Linked DNA regions of Homo sapiens: region 2 is linked to region 1. The links are chromatin loops, found by intact Hi-C in ENCODE. Cell type or tissue: endothelial cell of umbilical vein. All regions are shown on one strand. Each heading gives the region's core, and the rest is flanking DNA. Links, peaks and the distances in the headings are about the cores only.

Region 1 (11,123 bases), core at 1,613-9,612:
TCACCCTGTGGCCATGCTAACATCTCTGCATATCTTCCTTTTCTCCACATCACACAATCTCAGCCACCACGTTGAAAGGTATACTGTTTTATTTGCAAGATTTAGTGAGAGAACTGATGCCATTTTGGCAGTTCTGTGTGCATAAGAAAGTGATTTGTAAGAAAAAAATAAATCAGCTAAGAATAATTGTTATCACTCTTCCTTGCTGCATCAGATTATAGTGATGGGATCAAGTTCACTGCTTTTCTGATCAACCAAAAGCACAAAGCACAGCATGTGACTCTGAATAGTTGGTGTTTCATTATGACTCAGATGACCTGTGTATAAAGAAGGAGTCATAACAATCCCAAGAAAAATTCCAACAACCCTGTCACTTTTTGAAGCTTTTCTCTGTTGATTTTAATCTATTTATTGTAGAAATGGGAACACTTCAAGTAGTGAAAGTTACAGGGTAATAAAGATGGTCTTTGGGGAAAAAATTTAGCAAAGTTGATAGTAGAGATTATGAATATTGCTGTTCATTCTTTCCAGACCACCAAAGCAGGAACAGATTGTTAATATAACTGAAATGTCAAAATGAACTTTTCGTGTAGAATGACCAGAGAACTTGTAGTTCTTTCCATTTGGGGACTGTAATTTTACCTTCCATTAATTGAGTATATTTGTTTCATGTTACATCTGAGCTTATAGTTTAGCTTGCTTCATACACCAATTAATAGAGTTCCAGATGGTTGCCCAGAATGTAAGAGATTCTTCTTCTATCTTTGCGTAAAGCTGAAAGAAAGGCATTTGCCTATGTCTCTGCATTAAGGAAGCGTACCCATTTGTTGTCTTTTTGCTTTAAAAAGTCACTTGAATCAGCAAATGTCTTAAAATCAGAGAATACTTTTTCAGGATCTGAGCATTGAAATCCAGTTCTGGGGTTTTCCTGAGACTTATCCTTTATTTGATATTTGTTTCATGGTGATGCATAGCAGGGTTTGATGACCAGAGAATCATGGCAAGAATAATAATTTCCTTGTTCGGAAGGTCTGTAACTGGGGATAAAGAGTCAGAAGAGTCAGTTACCATTGGCTGGTGAACAACTCTTCTTGATGACACATAAAAGCAGCCGTTACAAATGTATTAAGAATAATTCTCTTTGCCCAAATTCTGGTCAAATGAAATTTGAAAGATGAGATATAAGAAATGGCCTTACGAAGATGGGCTGTAAAATCCATTTTCAAAATGCTTTTTTGTTTAAAGTTGACTCACCTCAGACACTAAAAGTGTGAGGTAATAAATAGCTAAGTAGCCTGGCAATATGGCAATTTCTTGTGACTCAGAGCTATTTTTTATAGTGTTTGCCAAACTTAAATTCTAAGAAACTCCTGTGTGAAAAGAGGTGAGGATTATATTTACTATTTTATAGAGGTTGACACTGAGTCTGTAGGTAGAAGGGTCTATCTAATTGGTACAGTCACTGGGTAATACTAAATTTCCTTACTCAGGAATCTAGATTCACTTATCTTGGAGGCTCTTTCCACCTGTGGACAAGTGGTTTCGATATCTCAATCAGCATTAGATAGTGGTTATCAAGTCATTTTTGTGGGTTAATTCACTTAGAAGTTCAAATAATTTGCTCTGAGTGGTCAGATGTTCTCAGTCCTAAATACTCTTGCCATTGAACATTTCAGTGTGCCTAAAGCAGATGTCAAGATGCCCTACAGGATTCCAATATAGCCATTCTAGCAAGAAGGAATTCCAAAACACACCTTGTTCCAAACATCCCTGGTAGAATGAAAGTGACTTATTTTCAAAATAATCATAATAATATTAAAAATAGTATATTATGGCCCTTAGAAATGCTCATGTTATTAAGTTAAAAAAACAAGAAACCTTGCTATATCTAAATATAATTCCTGTTTTTGTTATTTAAAAAAAGCATGCATTTGTGGACAGGAAAAAAAAGCTATGATAATACCCATATATTACCAGACATTTCTGAAAGCAGAAATTCTTGGTAATTTTTCTTTCTTTTTCTTTTCTATATTTCCTCAGTTTTCTTTAAGGAACATGTATTTTATACTGAGAAAAACTAAAAATGAAAGCAATAGCTTTTGAAAGTTTTCTATAAGTCTCTAAAGAATTATTGATCAAATATTTCATCAAAATATTTCATCAAATTTCATCAGAAAATCTTAGAAGAACCAAATTTAAAAGAATCAAGACTATTCAAGTGCCAAGCAGGAAAGTCAGGAAGGGCATAAAGAGCTGGCATTATTTAGCTTACAGAATAAATTAAATTAGTTTAGCCAACAAAGAATGGCTGAGGAGGAATTGCTATTTTTCTGTAAAAAAAAATAACAGATTATTATGTAAAGTTTTATAAAGAGAGTAACAGTGTTTTAAGTCTACTACTGATGAAGGAAAGTGAAACAAGTATGAAGAATGAAATCTGACGGAGATATGCTTTCCAAAGAATGAGCTGTTTGAAAGAGACTGACAACATCTCTGGAATCTTTTGTTTCTTTTTTCTTGTTTTTCTTTTCATTTCTCTTCTTTGGTCCTTGAGAAAAAGAGAGATTCGCATGTATTTATAATTCTATATGTGTAGTAGAACCATATGAAGGAAACTAGTTTCTTTTTCTTTTCTAATGTTACATGAAGTTTTCTATAAAATATATTTGTCAGAATTTTCAAGTTGGCTTTTCACATTTAAAAGCAGAAATGCTTGCCAAAGTCTAACTGAAGATAGATTTACTTATCCCTAATGTACAATATGATTATTTGCACCATAAAAGGCCCAATACTCTTTGAGTGCAAGTTGACTTGAAGAACTATCTAGATTGATTCTGTTAATTTATTTTAATTTTTACTAGGGTTTACATTTCTATTCTCTCTGCATTCTATGGGGATAAAGCTCAAAGTATAAACCTTGAGTGCTTCCAAATCTAATTAGTACATCCTACTCCAAACAGCCTAACAAAGAGTCAATCAAAGGAGTTCTTTGACCTGCTACTTGATTTGAGAGTTCCTAAGCAGTTTTCGTGTGTGGTTCTAGAATACCCAGAATGCTGATTTTGGTAGGAGGCTGTGGATATGTACTGCGGCTACTTGGCAAAGGAGTCAGTAACTCCTCCCCTGACCCCGGAGGGTTCTGTAATGCCTCAAATGGAATCCAGTTAACACGACACAGAGGCCTCTGGGCATCTATTGCCATCCATTCATTCAGCTAAGATGACTGAAATTCCTACCATGTGTCAGCCACTGTTCTAGACACTTGGGATTTATCCATTTAAAAAAGGAACCTACCCTTGTAGAACTTATATTTAAGTAAAAGAGATAAAAATGAACAAACAGTAAAGATAATAAATGATAGTATATTCGGTGATAAGGGCTATGTAAACAGGAAGGGTGGAGAAGGCAAGGGAGCTCAAAAGTATGGAAGTCAGGAGACAGGTTGCATTTTAAAGGTTAGACAGCAGTGAGTATGGACCTTTTAGAGAAAGTCTCATATGAGCAAAATGTGAAGGAAATGAGAAATAAGCCTCGTGGATGTCTGTGAGAAGAGATTTCCAGGCAGAAGGAATAGCGAGTAAAAAAGCCTTAAGGATCAGCCAAGAGTAGGGTGTCTGGAGTAGAGTAGATAGGGGGAGTAATAAGAGACAAAGTCAGGGAGGTAAGTAAGGTAGAGTAGAGGAATAGTGGCCATGCTCATGCTCTAACTTAGTTCCCTTCTAATTCAAGAACCTGTTAGTCACCTTCTATGCACCTCGTGCCTCGCTTGGTCTTCCCAGCTTCCCAGTTCGGTCTGGCATACACTTATTAAGCTTCCATTATATGCCAGGGACTGTGTTAGAAAATGCAAGCACAATCCTACATGAAGCGAGATCACTATACATCTTCAGTACTTCCCATTCCATTTTGGATCACTATGACAAGGTTTGCAGATGTGATATGTACTCAGAAGTGAACTTTCCCTACCTCCTCATGTTTACAGATCTATTAGACGTATGATCCACTCAGCTCACACTTACATTTGGCTTCATGTCATCACACAAAAATTAATTACTTGATTATTGGGAAAAAACAGTATTATAGTGTACCAAATGAGCTGCACTTTCAAAACAAGCCAGAAACATCTTTATTCTCTTAAAACCCACTAAGCTCCTCTTCTTGGCTATGGATAAAATCCCAGAGTTTTTCTGATCACTTCCAGACATTAGAACACCCTCAGATAATAAAGAGTCCAGCCAGGAAACTTGTGGCTCTCCTCTTATTTAAACAATCTCTGCTTTAACCTGCACTAGGCCCTATAGCATCAGTAGAGAAAAGGCCGGATGCTTAGGTCGTCTGTGATTATCTTCTGCCTCCCTCTCCCATCCTTCTTCTCCACTTCTCCATGTCACCTGTGATTCCTCCATTGTGCTGGGAAAGGATGAAGCATATGAGGCTAAAAGATGATTGTGTAGTGCTCTTATGGCATGGTTGTGATATTGATGCAATCAGGGCAGGTGCCAACTCTTTTTCTTAAAGGATACCTCTGTGGGATCTTCAGAGCCTCCCATTCTGTCTCCCTGGTGATACCTTCTGCTCTGCCCATTATGATTTCCTATGCTTCGGCATTTCACCCCTGAAGTCTCTTTCTACTGGGATTACCTCTCCTTGGCAGGGCTTTCAATGTAGTTATATTGCAGCAGCTTTCCAGAGTGTCCCCAAAAAAAACTCCTGTCTCTGTCATCATAAGCAAACACCTCTACTGGCCCTACTATCAGGGAACCCTCACAACCAACCTCTGACATACAGGCCTTTCTCAGCAGTAGTCAGACACCAGCCTCCTTACTTTAACCCTCCACAGCTACCCACCCAAGCACCCAGGGGCATGTCCATGTTCAGGTTGCTAAGACTGGTATCACTACAGTCAGCAAGTGTCCCATAAAGGCAGATTTTTTCCAAGTAGCAAATAGGTAGCCCAGAGTAAAAAAAAAAAAAAATGTCAGTTGCCTCTTTGGGCAAGTACCCCACTCTTGATTGTATTTAGAGTGTCTTCTGTCACTTGGCTTGAGGTAGCGGAAACAGAACATTCTACAGGAGAGAGCAGAGAAAATTACAGCACTTTTTCTGGGCTATCAATACATAATCTTTTCTCCAGTGTCTTCTCTGCCTCTCCTTAGAGCTATGGGTGACAGGGAAAGATCCCAGACCTACAGAGTAAATTTGAATCACATCTCACCAAGTCCTGCCTGATCCACCTTTAGAAAGAAGGAGATTTGCCAACATTCCTTTCATAGTTGGGGCCTCATCTAAGACTGAGAAACATCTTATGACATCCTATTACAATAATGCTGCCTTTGCCTTTAATCTGTTGTTCGTAAACATAAAAAATCTTTTCAGTCTAGAAATATCTGGTAGTGTGGTAATGACGTTTAAAACCAAGGATGTAATGATACTTCAGTTGGTTAAACTCAAGTTTTGTAAAGACAGGTCCAAGATTTTTTAAATCCATGAATAGAACCCAGTCTTGGGGTTTAATACTGTTTCATTTTCTTTTGCATATCTAAACTTATGAGTGTTATTAGGTTTTTCATAATGTTTTGATTTTTCTTTAAAAGATTCATCTTGTGAAGCCATTTTCAGAATACATAAATTTTTTTTTATTTTTATAACTTGTTTCTCAGAAGAACAAAAAACACTTTGCAGTTTTCTAAAAATCCCACTGGCGTGATCCAATTATAATTAGAGAAATCCAGCTACAGCATCAGAAATGAGATGGAAGGAATCTGAGGCACCATGACTGACTTGTTCATCACCGATGAACCGAATCTGGCATCGATCAGAATAGGATCAACAGAATTGTAGAATTCTTAATTTGGAGCTATTATAGGAAATTAATTTACATTTTGGATAAGATTTACTAATCCAAAAACTTAAAAAAGAAATATCCAATTCTGGCAGACTTCTTTTTCGAAAGGACCAAACTCAATGACAAAATTTTAGAATTCCTGAAAAGAGTTAACTGGAATTACCTTGGTGTTTTATTTGATAGGTAATATTTACTACCCACAAGCCTTTGTTATGAGGGTGGAATACATCTACCCAAGTCAGTCATGTGACTGGAATCAGTGAAAGCTCGTCACTGGTGCTGCACAGTAACTCATAAGCAGACAGAAAGCCAGAGGAGAGCTCTTCCTTCTCCAAATCCCTGGAAAATGCATTGCCTTAATTAGCAAACACTATCTTGAGTGACTCCTCTAGAGACTCCCAATTAACTAAGCTTCTAGACTAACATGAATTCTTCTCTCTTATTAGTTCATATTTATGTTTTTTAAATCAACAAAATTTCCCAACACTTTGTCACCCTAGAACCCAACCTTTATGAACATTTTTTGCGAGAAAAATGCAAAAGAATGAAACTAATGCAGTTTATTAAGCAAATAATCTTAAAAGCAGCCCACAACACAACTGCTCACCAGCTCGCAAGCTCACCGGATTATATTTCCTGCTGTTTTCAGTTACTTCTATTTATACTTCTAACCGGATGAACTCACCATGCCCCCTACTGCTTAAGAGCAATACTACCACAGTGTAGCACAACACAGCACATCCTAGTATTCTCCAGAGATTTCCTTCTGGCCATATGGTAGCTTTCAGAATGCTTGTTGAACAACATTGTTTGTCTCCCCTTGGTCACCAATGCCAGGATAAATCTGTGGAGTCATGCTGGCAGAAGAAATGGCCTCCAATCAGCAACAACAAACAAGTTCTTTATTACTGACCCCACCATCTGTCCCTGTTTCCACATGCCATTCTCATATAGAAACAGGTTTCCGCCAGGCCAGGTTCAGTGTGCATCCAGCATCTACCATTAGGTCAGCTTGAATATCCAGATTACAACTGTGCTTATCCTCTTACCTAGCTAACATCCTTTATCCAGAATGGAAAGTGGTTGGTGGACACTGAAAAAAGCCTGTGAAAGCCGTACTGCTGATAAGAGATATGTTTGCTAACGTCTTGGATTAGGGATGTGTACTTAGTGGAGATATCAGCCTCGGTGTGACAAAAGCAAGATGTAAGTATTACTTCCTTTATGTTAAGGTGTGCACCCACCAAGACCACTCTGCTTATAAACAGTGAATATGGAAGGAGTGTTCCCTGGTACTTTAATTATCAGCCCATTTTTACAATTGTGTAGCCAGAGATGTTCCCAAGATGAAGTTGTTTCCTAAAGGCTCATTTCAGAGAGGTAGATCATCCTACATGCTTTGCCATTGTAGTTTCAATATAAATACTTTAGGCCTGCTTGCAGCGCATCTTGAGTGCTCAAAATATCACATTTAGTGACAAGGATAAAAAAGACAGTGCTCTCAAACCAGCAATATTAAAGTAAGTGTGCCAAGAGCACATTATGAAAAAACTGATGGAGATACAGAGCCGACAGAATGTCTGCAGAGAAGCGCAATGAGAGAAATTGTCTTTCCCTGTTAATACCATTATGAGAAAGCTCATGGAAAGTTATTTTATTAAGTGTTTGTGTTATTAAAACCTATTCCCCTGTCTGAAATTTAATGCTACACAATGTACTAAATAGTCAGGTTTCAAGAGAGATGATAAACCTGGAAGAATTACATTACTACCCAAAGTATTGGTCATTGTACAGGGATTTAAAATTTAACAACCACATTAAACACCAAGCCAAATCAATAGTAATATTTTCAGTCTCTCCGAGGCAGATGACTGAATATGCTGAAAGCATTGTGGGGTTGTGTGGCACTGTGTTAGCTGGTCCATGCATCATTGAGGCCCGTGTCTGGTGTAATCAGCTCTGGGAAGACACTGTATTCTTAGCATTCCCGGAAGGCCTGCTGTTCCACAGCAACAAAAGACACAAGCACGGCACAGTACCACAGCACCAGCCGATGAACAATAAACCTGGTTCAGATTGAACTATTTACTTGGCATTTGCTATATCCTTAGGCTCCACTGGAAAAATTAATAGGTGGTCAGCTTTAGCAAATATCACAGTGATGGAATAAGGAGATTTGTTAGCCAACAATTTCTGATTTGTGTCACTTGTAAATATGATGGTTTTAGTTGTCCATTTTAACGATTCTTTCTAGTCGACAAATACCTAGCTGACTACTCTTTACCAGTGTCAAGGATGGCATTGAAAAAAACAAAAAAGATCTAGCTGATTTTGGCTCAGAAGTTCTTTCTTCTTGTCATAAATTTGCGTTCTTGCCTTCTTTAAAGGTGTCATTTAATGGCAGCACCTTATTTTTACTGACAGTGTTTTTGGGGAAGTTCAGACTATTCGTTCGTGATTCATCCAAATACGTGATTCTCCCTTGGATTCCAGCACAATTTGTGACCTTCTAATACTGAAGCACTAAATATCATTCCTGCTTTGATGGCAGGAAGTTTCCAGGGAAAAACCTAGGTGGGTAGGAATTGAGAATTCCATGAGAGAGATACTAAGATACCCCAGTCTGGCATGGGAAAAAAAATCTCATTACGTGTCCAAAAGGAAAAACACACACATGTGTATACATGACTGGATTCGCGAGGCAGTCCACACAGTGTAGGAGAGTGCCACTGAATCCCAGTGCTAAACATGAGACATGCCTCTCATTTTCTCGTCTTTAAAACAGGAATAATAACAGTACTGACCTCATAGGGTGATTGCGAAGACTATATGGAAAAAAGAAACATGTTTAGCACAAAGCATAGCACAATGAGTGCTCAGGATTTTATTTGTGTAATGATTCCTAGCATTTTTAAAGCTTAGAGTTTTATGAATGGAGACTCTGATTTAGGATCATGCTGGATTTCCAACCTTTAAAATTATGCAAGTCATTCTTGTGTGGAAGCAGAAAGTGAATAAATGGATTGGCATCAAACAACATCAGACTGGCAACAGGGAGGCCTAAATTTCAGTCTTAACGTTATATTGACTCAGCTCGCTACTTCTGGGAATGATAGTAACTCCTCGGGCCTTGGTTTCCTCATTTGAACTGAGGGAACTGGACTCTATCAAAGTCCTTTCTGATTTAAAGAACGGTGATCCTGGCTGTGTTCTTCCTTGCATGCAGAAAATGGCCATAGTCCATTGTAGAGGAATTTTGAAAAATAACAGAAACACTCTCTCAGCCTAGTATTTCCACTATTAGTCCATCATTTTTTAACAAGGTCCATCATTAAAAATCCTGTCTAGACATCTGCTTTTAAAAGACAGCTATCAATCAATCAATTTAGCTATTGAGTACCCATGTGGGGTGAGTATAGAGGATAGAAAACAAGAAATCCTGTTCTACCATAAAACCTTGAAATCTACTTGGAAAGAAAAAAGACACTATTTTTTAAAAATTAATATTTAGTAAGGGTCAAATGAGGAACACAGGCAACAACTATTCCACTCATGTTCCTACATGTCTTTTAAAGTAGTTTACCAATTTAAAACATTAAAGGTAATAAAATTTTTAAAATTTAAGACACAGCAGAAATTATTTAGAAAGCAAGAAGTGCTTGTATGGGAAACAAAAGATAAGCTATATTATTAAAACAGGACATCATGTTTTGCTGTAAACTTATTGGTAGCCAAGAAACTAAAGAAATTCATGAGTTTTATAGCTCTCATGGTCTGATAAAAGGGGATGTCTAGGTTTGTCTTAAGAGACAACACTTTGCTCCTGGCAGTAAATATTGGGAAAATTTTGTTACATGGATCCATATTTAATGAACACTTAATAATTTACTGTACAATGCCTATAGCCGGGGTTTTGTGAAAAATACAAAAGTGTCTTTCAAATACCTATACCATATCAATTTTTAGTGAAAGCTAAGGATTAGCTAAATCAACTCAAAAGAAGTATGCTCGAGTGAACCTAAGCTAATAAAATCTAAGAACGTTGCTTCTTGGTGACCAAACTTAATGCTTAGGGAAACTCAGAAAAATGGTGGATTAAGCTGTCTTTTAGGCTGATTTTTTAAAATATCAATTATCTCCAAAACACTTTTTAAATAAAAAAAATATATATATATAAGACCCCACCTGGAAAGAGTAACCCACTAGGTACTGTTCACCTTTGCGTAAATTATTTTATCAGATCTTTTTCTATTTAAACTCCCAACACTGAGGTACTTTCAAATCCATACCTTGGTTTCACTGAGAGGAGGTTAAGTGTCAAAGGCAACGTTAACTTACTTCATCATTATGCCGAGGGCTACTAATAAGAAGCAACATCTCACGTGGCCCTGCAGAGCTGCGCTGAACCTTTAAAAGTATGTAGTAAAAATTCTCTGCTAACTGGGCCACCACCAACTTCAGAAAGTCGTGTCAAAATAGAACATTCAAATAGTGAAAATCTACTGATATTTTAAGATTTAACCAAATGGTCACCCTCTTTAAGGAAGCCTTTGTTGACACGTTTCCTCCTCTTCCTCCCCAAACTTGGTAAAATGGCATAAATGTTAATTCAATTCATTTAATTCTTATCACAACTGCAAGAAATCATGACTATTATTACCATCCTGTCACGTATGAGGAAAGTAGCATACAAAGGTGGTATATAATTTGCCAAACTATCCAGCCTGTCGGTAGCAGACCAGAGAGCTAGACTCAGGCAATCTGTTTCAGAACTCATGCTCATACATACGATGTGAGAATACCAAATTCTGGCTTATTTTAATCTGATCATTTTTCAGAGGAAAGCAAATATTTATACTCAGGTTTAATAGGGTTATTTTCGCTATGGAAATACATTAATAACTCAATTTAAATGTTGAAAGTGATGTTCTTCCCATTTTTTGAAAACTTATGGTCAGCCTAGAGCCAGCTATATAAAACCCTAGCTTGGCCATAAGTCTTTACCTAAAAGATAAAGACATTATTATCAGCTTATTATTGCTGCTCACACTTACACCTTAACAGTCTCTACCTAATATAATTAGAATATATATATATATATATATATATATATATATATATATATATATATATATATATTTTTTTTTTTTTTTTTGAAACAGAGTCTGGCTCTGTGACCCAGGCTGGAGTACAGTGGCGTGATCTCAGCTCACTGCAACCTCCACCTCCCGGGTTTCAGCGATTCCCCCACCTCAGCCTCCTGAGTAGCTGGGACTAC
Region 2 (11,123 bases), core at 1,615-9,614, 390 kb before region 1:
CTGTTGGTGCAATGTAAAATGGTGAAACTGCTATAGAAAACAGTATAGATGTTTCTCAAAAAATTTAAAATAGAACTATCATATGATCCAACAGTCCCACTTCTGGGTATATATCTAAAATAACTGAAATCATTATCTCAAAGAGATATCTGCACCCACATGTTCACTGCAACATTATTCACAATAGCCAAGATATAACCTAAATGTCTACTGATAGATAAATGGATAATGGCCAGGCGCGGTGGCTCACGCCTGTAATCCCAGCCCTTTGGGAGGCCGAGGCGGGCGGATCACGAGGTCAGGAGATCGAGACCATCCTGGCTAACATGGTGAAAACCCGTCTCTACTAAAAATACAAAAAATTAGCCTGGCGTGGTGGTGGGCGCCTGTAGTCCCAGCTGCTCGGGAGGTTGAGGCAGGAGAATGGCGTGAACCTGGGAGGCAGAGTTTGCAGTGAGCTGAGATTGTGCCGCTGCACTCCAGCCTGGGTGACAGAGCGAGACTCCGTCTCAAAAAAAAAAAAAAAAAAAAAGAAAAAAAAAGAAATTCTGATGTATACATCCAAGAGAATATTAGTCAGACTTAAAAAAGAAAGAAATTGTACTGTTTGTGAAAGAATGGATAGACCGGGAAGACATGCCAAATGAAGTGGCCATCACAGAAGGACACATACTGCATGATTCCCTCTATATGAGGCATCTAAGGTAGTCAAATGTATAGAAATAGACAATAGAATGATGGTTTCCAGGAGATGGGTGAGAGGGATGCTGGGTATATTGGAAAGAAAGAAGGAAAGAAAAGAAAAGTAAAGAAGGAAAGAAAGAGAAAGAAAAGAAAAGAAGGAAGGGAGGAAGGAGAAAGAAGGAAAGAGGAAAGAAGGAAAGGGAAGACAGGAGGGAAGGGAGAGAGAAGAGAGAGAAAAAGAAAAGGAAAGGAAAGAAAGAAAAAGGGAAAAAAGAAAAAGAGAAAGAAAGAAGAAAGAGAAAGAAAGAAAGGAAGGGAAAGAAGGAAAGAAAGGAAAGAAAAGAAAGGAAGAAAGAAAAAAGAAAGGAAAGAAAGAAAAGAAAAGAGAAAGAGAAAAGAAAAAAAGGAAGGGATAAAGTAAGCAACAATAAAGGGACACAAGTAAACTTTTGAACGTGATGGATATGTTTGTGACGTGGATTGTAGTGATAGTAACATGAGTGTATGCATATATCCAAAGCACTGACTTTTATACATTAATTATGTTTATTGTAGACTGATTGTACCTCAATAAGGCTGTGGAAAAAAAGGTGTGTAATAATACTGCTCTCAGCATATTAATATTTAAATAACAAAACAATGTTTAGTGAAGCCGTTTTTTAACCATTAATAAATAAAATAGACTACTTTTTTTAAAAAAGAAAGAAAAGATACTCTGTTAACTGTTGTGTTCCTAGCACCTGGACAGAATGCCTGCCGTATAGAATGCACTTGATAGATATAGATAAATTTTATATGCTAAGGAAATATTTTAGATCATGGGACAAATGGGGTTTAGGAAGCATATTTTACAAGTTCACTTGGCTCATTGGTGATACTACCTCAGGTTGCTAAAGAGCTGGTACGTGGCAGTGGGAGAAGAGTTTACAAGGAAATAGAAGTATGGAAAAAGAATACATCAGAAAGAGAAAATAGCAAGTGTAAATGTCCAGTTAAAGGCAGAGTTTGGTAGAAGGCACATGTGACTATGATGTGTATATTTATAGAGATTGGCATAAGGTAAGTTTGGATAGGCAGACAGGACCATATCATGAAAGAGCTTGTAGGCTATCATGAAAAGTTGAATATTAACAAAATCCAATGAAAAACTAATGAAAAGTTTAAGCAGGTGCATAACACAATCAAATTTCTGTTTTAAAAACCCTACTCTGGTACAGAGTAAAGAACAGATTTGAGTAGGAGGCAAGGAGAATGCAGAAGTCAGTAAGAAAAAGTCTCAGTAAGAGATAATAGTGGCAAAGAGAATGGAGTCAAAAATAATTAGATTTGCTGTAGAATAGAAATGGGATTTGAGAGAGAAGAAATATCAAAAATAATACAATTAACAGGTTTTAACAAGCTTGATGGATGGTAGTGTCATAAAGTAAATGGGGGAAAACTGGGGAGGAATAGTTATTTTTTGTTGAAGGAGGAGGAGTTTTTGCATGTTACTACATTAAGTTGCTAAAGAGCTGATAATTGGGGGTAGAGGTAGAGTTTAGATGGAGAAAGATGGGACATGGATTTGAATTAATATCATTTAATTTTCAGAGTCCAGATATGCTGACCATTATGCCATGGAGCCAATTAATATTATTTAATTTTCTAGTCTTATTTTATGCTCAGATTACAAGTATAGAAGAATGTGAACACAGTCTTTTAAAGAAATGCGTAAAATGGAATCATTATTTTGTAGAAACTTCTGAAGCCTCAAATCAGAAAAGATTTTATATCAGAAGGAAATTTTATTATGAATAATAATTTCTCAAAATGGAGAATGAAATCTGTTTTTATATTATAATTGTAATCACTGGAGCTAGGCCTTTCCATCATGGAAACAGCTAATCCAAATTAATTTTTACCCTGTAAGATTTTTCCCTCAATAGATATTTCTTCAAAGAGCGAAGGAACTGATCTTGAGTTAATTATTAATGCATTAATCCAGTCTGTGAATTAATCTAGCCACAAGCAGCTATGCAATGTTATTTATTCTTTTCCTTAAAATAATTTCAGAATGGATGTTTCTATAGCAGCTGTACTCCAAGATAGGGCCCGTTGTAGCATATCACAATGAAATATAAACAAAATGACTAAGTGAAAGCTGTTTGATTATTTTGAATTGCATGGAACATAGTGATGGTGATTTCTTCTTCAATCAAATATAACAAACACTACCACTAGTATTGCTTTTAGTAGTGCTTTTCTCTTCCTTTTTTTTTTTTTTTTTTTCCAAATTTCATTCTAGCAAAGCAAATCAGGAGAAAATGCCACTGGGATGTATACTTACCATGTGAGTTACTTTTTCCCAACAACATAATCATTACACATCCAAATGTCTCTGCTATAATTCCATGACCCCACGAGGTATAACAGAGGAAACCAGTGGTAAAGAGTAATAATTTAATAATAAAATAATGGGTTATTATAGTTTGACTGTATTTTTATTTCTATTCTTTAATGGCATTATGATTGTCTTAATGATATTTGAATAGGGTATGGTTTTTATTTTTGATAAGATTTTTCAATGTGTGTGTATATGTACTCTGTGTGTTCAATCAAACCATCATGAATAACTTTTTAGGTTAGTTTCTTGTTTTGAGGACATTAATAATTTAGAAAATTCATGTTTATGTAAGATGGGGGCAGCAGCTGGGCATGGTGGCTCACGCCTGTAATCCCAGCACTTTGGGAGGCCAAGGCAGGCAGATCACGAGGTCAGGAAATCAAGACCATCCTGGCCAACATGGTGAAACCCTGTCTCTACAAAAAATACAAAAATTAGCTGGGCGTGGTGGCAGGCGCCTGTGGTCCCAGCTACTCGAGAGGCTGAGACAGGAAAATGGCGTGAACCCGGGAGGTAGATCTTGCAGTGAGCCGAGATCACGCCACTGCACTCCAGCCTGGGCGACAGAGCAACACACCGTCTCAAAAAAAAAGAAAAAAAAAAAAGGTTGGGGGCAGTTTGATATAATGTAGTTTGTGTAAACTTTCAATTCAGGTCTTGCTCTACCACTTATTAATCTTTGGACAAGCAGTTTACTTTCTTTGGGCCTCACTTTCCTCATCTTCAATAGGAGAATAATGCATACCTTAAAAATCGTGATTAAAAAATACTTATCACTGGATCTGGTATAAATATTACTTGCAAATGGACAACTGTCTTGTTGATTTTAAGAATAAAATAGAAAAACATTTTAACTGTCCTATTTTTACAGTAGACCTTAACATTTGGACAATGTGTTGATGCTTGTCAGAGCTGACACTTTATTAGCAGATGAGAGGTCCACATGAGCACCTTTTAGACTATCTTCCGAACTTAAACGGTCTGTTCTCTTGAACAGACCCCCAGTAGCCACGTAGTTGAATAAAATAGACACCTAACACAATATTGGCCAAGCCTGAATCTCTTACTTGATAATTAGGAACTAGGAAAAGAACTCATGTTACTGGAGAAGTGACCTCATCCTTGAATGCTCTGTGTAATTTCTTGGAGGGATTTTTAAAATATTTTTAAAAATACTATTATTTGAGTCCCCCTCCAAGGGATTCTGATATAATTAGTAGGAAGGTACCTGGCCTGGACATCATAATTTTTAAAACTCTCTACGTGTTTCTGGTAAGTAGAGTAAAAAATTACTGGTCTAGACCTACACAATATTAATCATTCTGGATAAAGAAGTAGAGAAAGCCAATTGGAAGAGGGAGAAGAATAAAGTAGCTGTACATAGAAAGAAAGAGGACAAAGCACGAAAAATCTTCTTACTTTCCTCGAGAATTCCCAGCTCTTCCTGGAGGCCTGGCTGCATTTCTGCATGAGTTTCATGAGATCTTCCTGTAACTCATGATAAGTATCTGAGGCCAATTCATTACTTCCCACCAAAGGAGTTCATTCTAAATTGGAAGTCAGAATTCCAGTAGGGAGAAAAATGCTCTATTTTAGGCAAGACCTTGGCAAAAGTGTGATGTTGGTGAATCTTTGTGTCATTTAATGTGACTGAATTATAGAAACACACACACACACACACACACACACACACACACACACTCTTAATTACCCAGGGCAATTACTTACTCTTCCCACTAGATAGCTCTTGGAGAGACTGGCCTAAAACACACACACACACACACGCGCGCGCGCACACACACACACACGCACACTCTTAATTACCCAGGGCAATTACTTACTCTTCCCACTAGATGCTCTTGGAGAGACTGGCCTAAAACACACACACACTCTCTCTCTCTCTCTCTCTCTCTCTCTCTCTAATTACCCAGGGCAATTACTTACTCTTCCCACTAGATGGCTCTTGGAGAGACTGGCCTAAAATCAGCAATCTTCCAGAGCTTCAATGCCACTCTATGTTAGAATCATAGAATAATGGGCTTTTATAGATTTGGAATAAAGCTAATGATTATTTCATCTAAACTGATTATCACCTTACTGGAAACTAATTTGAAAAAGACACTAAGTACCCAAGGTCACTAGTCTAATACATTCAGTAAATATGTTGAGTATCTCTCTGCCAAGTCTTATGCTAGGTGCTGAAATTAAATCAAGCGGGAGATAGCATATATGTAAGCAAATAAGTACAGAGTACGATTAGGAAGCAGCTTTGCTTGTGGGAAGCTGAGGAGGTTTTTTTTTCTTTCTTTCTTTTCTGTTTTCATCAGCTATACTGCAATATAATTTGTATATAATAACATTTGCCAATTTCCATTATACCATTTGATGAGTTTTGACTGATGTATGGAGTCATGCAACCATCACCACAATCACTCACCATAAATGTTGAGTAGGAATCATCAGCCTACTGTGATTCCTGTGCTGCGAAAGACTGAGACATGAAGCAAAGGGATGAGTTAAGAGGTTATTGTGGTAAATTCAGTGAGAGATAACCATGCTTAGACCAGGAGGTAGTAGTGGAGATGAGAAACGTAATATATTTGGAAAAAGGGACAATAGATTTTTCTGACAGACTGGCTGTAAGGTGTAAAAGAAAAGGCACAAATGATTGTAAGGTTTTTGGCCAAAGGTATTGGAAGGATACAGTTGCCATTCATTGAAATGGGCAAGGCTGTAGAAGAAGCAGGTTTGATGGCAGAAAATTTGCGTCAGGGGTTTTCAGTTTAAAATGCCTAATAAATATTCAAGTGTAATAAGTTTAAAATACAAATCAGAAATATCCAACTGATTGCAACAATCTAATCAGAGGAGAGGTCTGAGTTAGGGATAGAAATTTGGGGGTGTAAATTATATCCTGAATAAACTGTAATGTGTCCATCAAGAAGGATAACATCCTAGGGGTGTTTGATGATGGATACAGACTGTTTTCAAAAAAAGAAAGAAAGAAGAGATGATTAGCACACAATGTCCAGAGGTGAGGCTTCCTGGATGCTCAGTAACTGAAACATCCAGAAATATTCTTGGGTTATATATCGGTAAGTTATCTTGGCCTCAGAACTTTGTGGGAATATATCTTAGACCATGACTAGTTCTGATTTTTGAATAGGCCTTTTCTGAGTTCGTTGTTCTACACTTTACCACAAGCCCCTTGTGGAAAATGTGCCCAGCCAAGACTTCAGAGTTTATGGCGATAATAATCACAAAGTCATGGAATTAGGGCTTGGAAAATATCCTAAAGTTTATCTAGCTCCAACTTCACACCCATGGCATGACTAATAGATAATCTGAGTCATATCCAATGGAAATGAGCTCACATCTCCCAGGACAGACCCTACCCCTAATGGACAACTCTATTTCAAAATTCTTTCTTATGTGAAATACAAACATAACTCGCTGTAGTTAATTTTCTTTTCTGCATCTAAGGGACCCCAATGACTATATTCCTGCAGTTTGTGAGTTTCAACTTGACCATAAGTTTCTTGGGTTTCTCCCCGTTACAGAGCCTGTTACACAGTTTAGGTTTTAAAACTTCAACCCTTGGCCTTCATGACACCTTTGCGGTATCTTCTGTCAAGAGGCTTACTAGACTTTTTTTTTTTAGTTTAAAATAATTATTCATGGTTAAATTGTGATAAAACATACATAATATAAAATTTACCATCTTAGACATCTTTAAGTGTACAGTTCCAGTGGCATTAAGCACATACATCATGTTTCTCCAGAACTTTTTTACCTTGCAAAACTAAAACACTATACGCATTAAATGATAGTTTATCATTTCCCCCTCTGTCTCCCTTTTTTACACATAAGGAGGATTTTTAGTGGAGAGGACAACAGGACTGACTTTTGAAGGCTTAGTTGGAATTTTCAAAGCATTAACACCGGCAGGAAAGAACATTCTAAGCAAAAACAAAAAACGAAAGGCAAAATGCAAAGATGCATTAATGATATTGTTTTATTTGAGAAATTATAACTAGTTCAATAAGTGGAAGCAAAAAATATTTTGAAGGAGGGATAGGAGATGAGATTAGAAAGGGCGGGGAGGGAGAAGGGCCCAGATCACAATTGGGATTATATAATGCTGAGGTTCTGCTTTATTCTGTATGTAGTAAAGAAGCTTGAAGGAACTTGCAGATGACAATGAAATGAAAAAAATTAAGTGTAATGCATATATATTTGGGGCTCCTGATGGTCTATACTTGTCATGGAGTTAATTTTTAGAAATTTTATTGTAAGTGAATAAAACCTTTACTCAGTCTCCCCCCAAAAATTCTAAGGGTGAAGAAAGCAAACTTTAAAAAAATAGTCTTTAAACATCCTTGTTATTTTCAATTTTTCTTATGTCTAGGAAGGACTTCTAAAAAGGAAAGGTTGCTCTTTATCTTTACACTCTAAAACTTGGACATTTAGCTTTTCCTTAATCTCCATTTTTACCATTCTCATCTCAGTTCTTTAGGACTTCAGCTTCTTTTCCTTTTGTAGTTTTCTTTAGTTTTCATTGAGTGTATTTTGAACAATCAAAGAGGTCATGGTGATGTCCAGGTTATAAAATGATTCTTGCTTTACAATGGGAAGGGAGGGAGGGAAATGGCAAAAATTCGAGTTCTCATTTTTAACCTTTTCAACTATGTTAGCGGATTCCTCAATTTCATAGCATATAGGTAAATGAGATATCTGACAAAGGATAACTAGAATACTAAAAGCATTTTGTATTAAAAATAATTATTAAAGATAAAAATGTTTAGCCTAGAGAAAAAAAGGAGATGTAGGAAGTATATGTTAGTTCTGCAAAATATACTTGAGGAATGCCATGTGAAAAGGTGATTTTATTTATATCTCTACAGAGGAAAGAATTGCCTTCAAGAATAAGTATTTTATATAGATGGATTTTTTTTTTTTTTTGAGACAGAGTCTCACTTGTTGCCCAGGCTGGAGAGCAGTGGCGTGATCTTGGCACAATGCAAGATCCACCTTCCGGGTTCACGCCATTCTCCTGCCTCAGCCTCCCAAGTAGCTGGGACTACAGGTGCCCGCCACTATGCCCAGCTAATTTTTTGTATTTTTAGTAGAGACGGGGTTTCACCATAGCCAGGATGGTCTCGATCTACTGACCTCATGATCCACGCACCTCAGCCTCCCAAAGTGCTGGGATTACAGGTGTGAGCCACCACGCCCGACATACATGCATATTTTTAATTGCAATGGAGATAATAATTTGGTTAAGATATGTTTGGTCACTGTCCTCAAGGAGCTTGTTTTTGAAGAGAAAATTAACATGTACAGCCGACTATGATGACAGCTGAGTAGCAGCATATTTTAAACTGTGGAATAGCCACATAAATATCTTCTTTTGAGAAGTGTCTGTTCATACCCTTCATCTACTTTTTGATGGGGTTGTTTGTTTGTTTTCTTGTAAGTTTGTTTAAGTTCTTTGTAGATTCTGGATATTAGCCCTTTGTCAGATGGATAGACTACAGAAATCTTCTCCTGTTCTGTAGGTTGCCTGTTCACTCTGATGATAGTTTCTTTTGATGTGCAGAAGCTCTTTAGTTTAGTTAGATCCCATTTGTCAATTTTGGCTTTTGTTGCCATTGCTCTTGGTGTTTTAGTCATGAAGTCTGCCCATGCCTATGTCCTGAGGTATTTGACTAGGTTTTCTTCTAGGGTTTTTATGGTTTTAGGTCTTACATTTAAGTCTTTAATCCATCTTGAGTTATTTTTTGTATAAGGTGTAAGGAAGGGGTCCAGTTTCAGTTTTCGGCATATGGCTAGCCAGTTTTACCAACACCATTTATTAAATAGGGAATCCTTTCCCCATTTCTTGTTTTTGTCAGGTTTGTCAAAGATCAGATATTTGTAGATGTGTGATATTATTTCTGAGGGTTCTGTTCTGTTCCATTGGTCTATGTCTCTGTTTTGGTACCAGTACCATGCTGTTTTGGTTACTGTAGCCTTGTAGTATAGTTTGAAGTTAGATAGAGTGATGCCTCCAGCTTTGTTCTTTTTGCTTAGGATTGTGTTGGTTATACAGGCTCTTTTTTGGTTCCATATGAAATTTAAAGTACTTTTTTCTAATTCTCTGAAGAAAGTCACTGGTAGCTTGATTGGGATAGCATTGAATCTGTAAATTACTTTAGGCAGTATGGCCATTTTCATGATATTGATTCTTCCTATCCGTGGAAATGTTTTTCCATTTGTTTGTGTCCTCTCTTATTTCCTTGAGCAGTGGTTTGTAGTTCTCCTTGAAGAAGTCCTTCACATTCCTTGTAAGTTGTATTTCTTGGTATTTTATTCTCTTTGTAGCAATTGTGAATAGGAGTTCACTCATGACTTGGCTCTCTGTTTGAAGACATTTGTGCAGCCAACAAACATGTGAAAAAAAGGTCATCATCACTGGTCATTAGAGAAATGCAAATCAAAACCACAATGAGATACCATCTCACGCCAGTTAGCATGGCGATAACTTAAAAGTCAGGAAACAACACATGCTGGAGAGGATATGGAGAAATAAGAACACTTTTACACTGTTGGTGGGAGTGTAAATTAGTTCAACCATTGTGGAAGACAGTGTGGTGATTCCTCAAGGATCTAGAACCAGAAATACCATTTGACCCAGCAATCCCATTACTAAGTATATACCCAAAGGATTATAAATCATTCTACTATAAAGAGATATGCACACACATGTTTATTGAAGCACTATTCACAATTGCAAAGACTTGAAACCAACCCAAATGCCCATCAGAGATAGACTAGATAAAGAAAATGTGGCTCATATATACCATGGAATACTACGCAGCCTCCAAAAGGGATTAGTTCATGTGCTTTGCAGGGACATGGATGAAGCTGGAAACCACCATTCTCAGCAAACTAACACAGGAACAGAGAACCAAACACCACATATTATCACTTATATGTGGTAGTTGAACAATGAGAACACATGGACACAGGGAGGGGAACATCACACATTGGGGCCTGTTGGGGAGTGGGGGGTTAGGGGAGGGATAGCATTAGGAGAAATACCTAATGTAGATGACTGGTTGATAGGTGTAGCAAACCACCATAGCATCCTATGTAACAAACCTGCACATTGTGCACATGTATCCCAGAACTCAAAGAATAATACTAAAGTAAAATTGTGGAATAGTAAATAAAAAAGAGGTAACTACTTCAGAAAAGTGTATAGGTGGTAGTAAGGAAATGTCCCAAGAAGTATATGCTTGAATGAATCAGTTGAGTTTGGAAGGATTATGAAGAGTTTAACGCATGAGTAAAGTCTTAGATTTATTTGTATTTTAGGCAGGTAAAATACATGTAACAGTGTGATGAACTATTGGTAGTTTAAATTTTGTGTTTATTTGGTGGTAGGTGGTAGATTTATTTGTATTTTTTTGCATATAAATGTCAGAGACCTTGTCTGTTTTGTTCATCTTTTTAACCCCAAGTTCTTAACAAATACCTGCTGAATAAGTAAATGAATGAAAATAGTTCTATATGAACATTAATAACTGAGTCTAACAGGTATATTGGCACTATGTTATAAAAAAATCAGACTATGCCATGCAAAGAAATTTTAAGTTGGTTTCCTGAAAAATATGGGGAAGTTAATGCATTTTAATACTTAAACATATAACCAAATATTTTCAATGTAATTAATTAAAATAATTATATTTTTTATGATCTATAAGTGTCTCAGATAAAATAATTTCTCTGTAATGACAAGGGAAGGACTTTAGAATGGGTAATTTTCAGCAGATGGAGAAGAAAGATGGAATGTGAAAAGTGCAGAGGTAGGGAGGCACAAAGTATTTTGGAGAAGCAATGATTGAAACATTTTATTTCTGAGGGGTGGCTTAAGAACATAAGCCAACAAGACAGCAAACTATATATTTTATTGTGGCTTTACCAGTAACTGAGCAACTTACAGATATTCATTTAGCCTCCTTTGGCTTTTGTTTTCTCTTTGTAAAATAAAGCTTTTAAAGTAGATAGTCTC

What was found. Peaks named below come from ENCODE experiments on the same cell type or tissue, not always from the same donor. Only the 100,000 strongest peaks of a DNase experiment are listed, where the experiment ranks them.
Region 2: it touches region 1 in a loop (2.1-fold over the local background); 10 of 110 quality-filtered maps call a loop at or near these places.

The regions. Positions count from the first base shown.
Region 1 is chr1:97,133,876-97,144,998 of GRCh38, reverse strand. The region is part of intron 20 of DPYD (dihydropyrimidine dehydrogenase); the gene reads left to right. The region is part of intron 1 of DPYD-AS1 (DPYD antisense RNA 1); the gene reads right to left. Among named protein-coding and RNA genes, the nearest start is that of DPYD-AS1, 44 kb to the right of the region's middle. RefSeq lists enhancers at 1-64, 6,600-6,729. In endothelial cell of umbilical vein, for the core only: a CTCF peak has its summit at 6,561 (motif pointing left); a DNase peak (open chromatin) is centred at 6,628; H3K27ac peaks cover 567 bases.
Region 2 is chr1:97,519,624-97,530,746 of GRCh38, reverse strand. The region is part of intron 12 of DPYD (dihydropyrimidine dehydrogenase); the gene reads left to right. Among named protein-coding and RNA genes, the nearest start is that of DPYD-AS2, 270 kb to the left of the region's middle. In endothelial cell of umbilical vein, for the core only: a CTCF peak has its summit at 4,970; no DNase peak of the experiment used is centred there.